Linked DNA regions of Mus musculus: region 1 is linked to region 2. The links are chromatin loops, found by intact Hi-C in ENCODE. Cell type or tissue: heart. All regions are shown on one strand. Region 1 holds the start of Gm38736 (a long non-coding RNA gene). Region 2 has its middle 21 kb from the start of Kdelr2.

Region 1 (2,500 bases), 49 kb before region 2:
CATACACACACATGCATGTCACATGTACACACATGAAAATGAAATAAATTTTTAAAAAAACAGAGTGGTAAAGGCCAATACTTAACCTGCCTTCACTCTTTTATGCAATCCTGCCTCGATCCAGGCTCCCTGTTAGAGTGTGTCTCTGTCCACGGTTAAGATGGGTCTCCCCTCATCAGTGTGAAGGTAGGAGGAGAATTTGTAGGATTCAGGGATCAGACTCAGTCAGACGTGGCCGCAAGCTTTCTCACTCTCTAAACCATTTAGATGGTGCCGAGTGTCAGTTCTCACCTGTGAACTGAAGAACGGCTATCTGGCTCACACAAGGGTGTTGAGTGGAGGAGACTCCCACCCAAGTCCACCACGTGGTGGTCGGCTGACGGCTTACCCTGTCTTTCTCTCTTCCAGGCAGCCCGGCTGAAAATGCCTCCCTCAAGTCAGGTGACCGGATCCTCTTCCTCAATGGATTGGACATGAGGTTAGGAGCCTCTGGGGTGTCTTGTGATTTGGTGACGAACCATCCCCCAAGACCTTTGCCTCTTGGGACACTAACAATGGCCCCGATCCCCTTCTGACCTATGTCCAATGTCCTATGCATCCTGTGTCTATCCCTCTTCCAGTGAAAGCCACTTTTTCCCTGTCATGCTGGGAACCAAATGCAAGATACAATCTCAGCGCCACATCCTCAGCATTTTGTTTTGTTTCAGTTTAGTTTAGTTTAGTTTAGTTTAGTTGAGACAGTGCCTCACTCTGTATCCCAGGCTCACTTGGAACTCACTATGTAGCCCAGACTTGCCTTGCAGTCATGACAATCCACCTGCCTCTGCTGAGCACTGGGTTGCAGTGTTAGTTACCATGCCTGGCTCCCAGCCCCATTTAAACGTTTTACTTTGAGAGAGGGTCTTGATTAGTTGCCCAGGCAACTTGGACTTGCTATATAGTTTAGACTGGCTTTAAATTCTGCAAATCCTCCTGGCTTTAAATTCTGCAAATCCTCCTGCCTCAGCATCCCAAGTGCTTGGATTATGGTTGTGTGCCATAGGGTGACATAGGAATAACTCCTTCTATGCTCAGGAATGCCAATCCAAGGCATCTGCAGGCAAAGCTGCCCAAAGCCTGGGGCTTCTACCATATAAGACCTTAACTTATGCGAAAGTTGGGGTTCTGGCTACTCCTGAGTGAATGGTGGGTTTATTGGGTGGCTTCTACATGATGGGCAGAGCTCACTTGGCAGGCCCTCCTGGGCCATCTCCTTTGCAGGAACTGCTCCCACGACAAGGTGGTGTCCATGTTGCAGGGCAGTGGCGCCATGCCCACGCTGGTGGTAGAGGAAGGACCGGTCCCTTTCGCCAGTGGTGAGACTGTCTAGTCGTAGAGTTCCCAGGACTGTTTTGGTCGCTTCCCAGGGACGCCGCCAGGGGGTGCGATAGAGCCCAACTCGCAGCGTTCAATGCTGTTCACAGCTCAGAAGGCTGCTGACCCCACCTGTCTGGGAAACTGCACCTACCTTGGTGACTCCGGGTCACCCGTGCCTCCCCATGCCTGTGGTCCCCCGCAGATTCAGATTCTCTGGATTCCCCGACCCGGGCGTCAGCTCTCACCTCGCTGCAGTGGGTGGCGGATATCCTGCCTTCCAGTATCCGAGTCCAGGGGAGGACCTTCAGCCAGCAGCTGGACCACCTCCTCACTCCTCCCGAGCGCTATGGAGTCTGCCGAGCTCTCGAGCGCTTCTTTCAGCACAGGTGCCCTGGGAAGAGCGGTGGTAGGGATCTAACCTGTTTGCGCCCCACCCAAGTTTCAGCTAAACACTGGCAATCCTGTTCTGCCTGCTGGTCGCTCCTCAGCCGCCTTAGGTGGAAAGAGGGAAGACAATAGCTAGTATGAAGGGAGGAACAACTGACGTGCCTTAGAACAAACCTCAACTTTTACATTTATTCCTTTATTGATTTTTAAGACCCAGTCTTGCTACATAGCCGGTTGTGCCAGAACTCAGAGAGCCTCTGCCTCCTCAGGGCTGAGATTAAAAGCCAGAGCCACCCTGCACAGCTAAATCTGAACTCTAACACCTCGGGCAAATACAGACCTATTTGAACTGCATTGAACGAATTGAGGCAGGCAGGGAAAGTTGATGGGACACCAAGAACCCTCACTGGGCTCTTGGAATCTTAAAAGTAAATAAACAAATAACAGCGATTATGGCTTGTGGCAAGCCTTCCTCCTTTCCATTCTCATAAGTTTGGTCTAGATGATCTTGTTACAATATAATTCATATGTTGTACAATTCAGTCACTTATTTATTTTTTACTTAAAAAATTATGTGGCTATTTTGCCTGCATGTAAGTGCACCACATGTGTGCAGTGCCTACGTAGGCCAGTAGAGGGCGGCACATCTTCTGGAACCAGAGTTACAGGTGTTTGTGAGCTGCCAGGGAGATGCTGGGAACTGAACCTGGGTCCTCTGCAGGAGTAGCACCAATGCTCTTAATCATTAAGCCTTCTC
Region 2 (2,500 bases):
CATCTGTAATGGGATCTGATGCCCTCTTCTGGTGTTTCTGAAGACAGCAACACTATACTCATATATTAAAATAAATAAACCGTAAGCCTTGTACACTGGGAAAGAGCAGGGCCGGAGGGAGAAGAAAAAAAAAAAAGTTTAACTAAGCCCTTGGGCCAGCAAGATGGGGCTTAATGGATTAAGGTGCTTGCAGCCAAGCCTGATTCCCCGAGTTCAATCTCTGGAGACTACAACACAGGGAAGCGTTTTCCTCTGGTTTCTACACATGTGCCATGGTGTGTGCATGCCCCTCCACCGCACAAAAATATTTAAAAGACCCCCTCTTGGTGAAGTGATCTGCACGACTTCCTTCACCCTTCACTCTCCAGGGAGAGCTAGCTGCCCTGAAAGCCTCCTGGAGATTGGTACCCAGAGGACACTGGCTAGTTGTGCTAGATGTTTCAGAATCCTTGTTAGAAACATCTATAGGGTGTGTGAGGTTGCTCAGTGGGTAGAGTTCCTTGCTGCTTAAGCCTGGTGGCTGGCGTTCAATACCTGGGTAGAAGGAGAAAACCAACCCCACAGATTGCCCTCTGACTCCATGTACACGTTGTGATGTATGCTCACATGTAAACACACCCCGACAGTAAGAATGAAAATAAGATACTTAAAGTCATGTGTCTAGGTATGTGGGTCTCTGCAGAGGCCAGACGCATCAAAGCCTTTTGGAGCTGGAGTTCCAGGGGGTTGTGAGTGGGTGTTGGGAATTGAACTCAGGTCCTCTTCAAGATCGGTAGCACTCTCAATTGCTAAGCCATATCTCCACCCACAAATAAAGTTTTGAAAAGGAATAGATGTGTAGAAACTGACTTTTCGGGACCTCAGGTTTGATGACTAATGGGTAAATACGGAACCCCACGTGGGGTTGGGGTTGGTTTTTCCGCCCCCTAGTGGTCAGTTGTGAGATTCCCATGTAGCCTGAGCTGTCAATCATCCTTCACTGACCCTATAAAGGTTAGTGTGGGATTTGGTTTCTCCTGTATCCCCTCCCCCCTTTTTCTTTTGTTTTGAAACAGGATCTTTGTGTCTGTGCAGATGGCCTGGAACTCCACATGTAGACCTAGAATTCACAGAAATCTGGCTGTCTCTGCCTCCAGAGTCCTGGGATCAAAGTCCTGGTTTATATAATTCCTATTTCTTATCCCTGCTATTTAAAAGCCTGGTGAATCCGGGTATGTGGTACAGGACTGTCATCCTAGTCACTCCAGAGGCTGAAGCAGGAGGATCATAAATTCAAAGTAGCCTTGGAAACCTACTGAGATCTATCTCTAAAATGTGGGGCTAGGGAGAGGAGAACAAGAACCTGATTTTGTTTTTGTTGGCTTGGTTTTTTTTGTTTTTGTTTTTGTTTTTTGTTTTTTTTTAAGACAGGGTTTCTCTGTGTGGCCCTGACTGTCCCAGAACTCACTCTGTAGACCAGGATGGCCTCAAATTCAGAGAGCCAACTGCCTCTGCTTCCCGAGTGCTAGGATTAAAGACGTGTGCCACCACACTGGTTAAGAGCCTGAATTTGACTCCTTAGCTCCCAGCTAAAAGTTGGATGTAACTCTAGCATTGAGGGGATTCATATAGAAGTGTGCTAGCAAGCCAGACCAGCTGAAAAAAAAAAATGAGCTCTAAGTGAGAGAGACTACTAGGTGGGGTTCTTTAGAGTCACAGAACTTATGAAATGTCTCTATATATTAAGTGAATTTATTGAAATGGCTTAAAGTCTGCATCCCACCTAATCTAACAGTGGGCAGCGGTGAATGGGAAGTCCAAGAACCTAGTAGTTGCTCAGTCCCACGAGGGTAGGTGTTCCAGCTGCTCTTCTGTATAAGCTGCCATCCTGAAGAAGCAGGTTCCAACAGATGTGCTGGCAAGTAAGTGCAAGCAGGCAGAGAAGAGGAAGGCCTTCCTTCTTCCAATGTTCTTATGTAGGCCTCCAGCAGAAGGTATGGCCCAGATTAAAGGTGTGTGCCACCACGCCTGCATCTGGAACTTGCTTTTTCCCAGGATGGCCTTGAACTGAAGAGATCTGCTTGCCTCTGTCTCCTAGGATTAAAAGTTTGTACTACCTTGCCTGGGCCTAAGCTTTTCATGGCCACTGTGGCTCAAGATCTGGATCAAAAGTGTGCCCTCCATTTCTGGGTTGTAGTTCATTCCAGATGTAGTCAAGTTGACAACCAGGAAGAGCCAACATAGAGACCGTGTCTCAAAAAATAAGGTAGGAGAGAGTGCTGGAGAGATGAGATGGCTCAGTGGTTAAGAACACTGGATTCTCTTCAGCTTCAATTCCCAGCACCCACATGGCAGCTCACAACCACCACTATCTGTAATTCCAGCCCTAGGAGATCCAACACTTTCTTCTGGCCTCCAAGGGCACAAAGCCCGCATGTAGTACACAGACAAAACACCCCTATACATAAATAAAATAATTTTTAAGATTAAAGTGGTCAGGTGTGGTGGTCTTTAGTCCCGC

Evidence for each region. Hi-C counts contacts between places; a loop is a spot of excess contacts. Peaks named below come from ENCODE experiments on the same cell type or tissue, not always from the same donor. Only the 100,000 strongest peaks of a DNase experiment are listed, where the experiment ranks them.
Region 1: a loop joins it to region 2, with 2.9 times the contacts of the local background. A loop is called at or near these places in 11 of 42 quality-filtered maps.

What each region holds. Positions count from the first base shown.
Region 1 is chr5:143,373,992-143,376,491 of GRCm38, forward strand. It overlaps Grid2ip (glutamate receptor, ionotropic, delta 2 (Grid2) interacting protein 1), which reads left to right. Exons shown (of 22, transcript NM_001159321.2): 5 at 409-478; 6 at 1,261-1,355; 7 at 1,559-1,742. It overlaps Gm38736 (a long non-coding RNA gene), which reads right to left and starts at 1,276. Exons shown (of 4, transcript XR_003955832.1): 1 at 87-1,276. In heart, CTCF peaks have their summits at 1,417 (motif pointing right) and 2,365 (motif pointing right); no DNase peak of the experiment used is centred here; H3K4me3 peaks cover 572 bases; H3K27me3 peaks cover 1,996 bases.
Region 2 is chr5:143,423,171-143,425,670 of GRCm38, forward strand. No RefSeq gene overlaps it. Among named protein-coding and RNA genes, the nearest start is that of Kdelr2, 21 kb to the left of the region's middle. In heart, CTCF peaks have their summits at 18 (motif pointing left) and 941 (motif pointing left); a DNase peak (open chromatin) is centred at 931.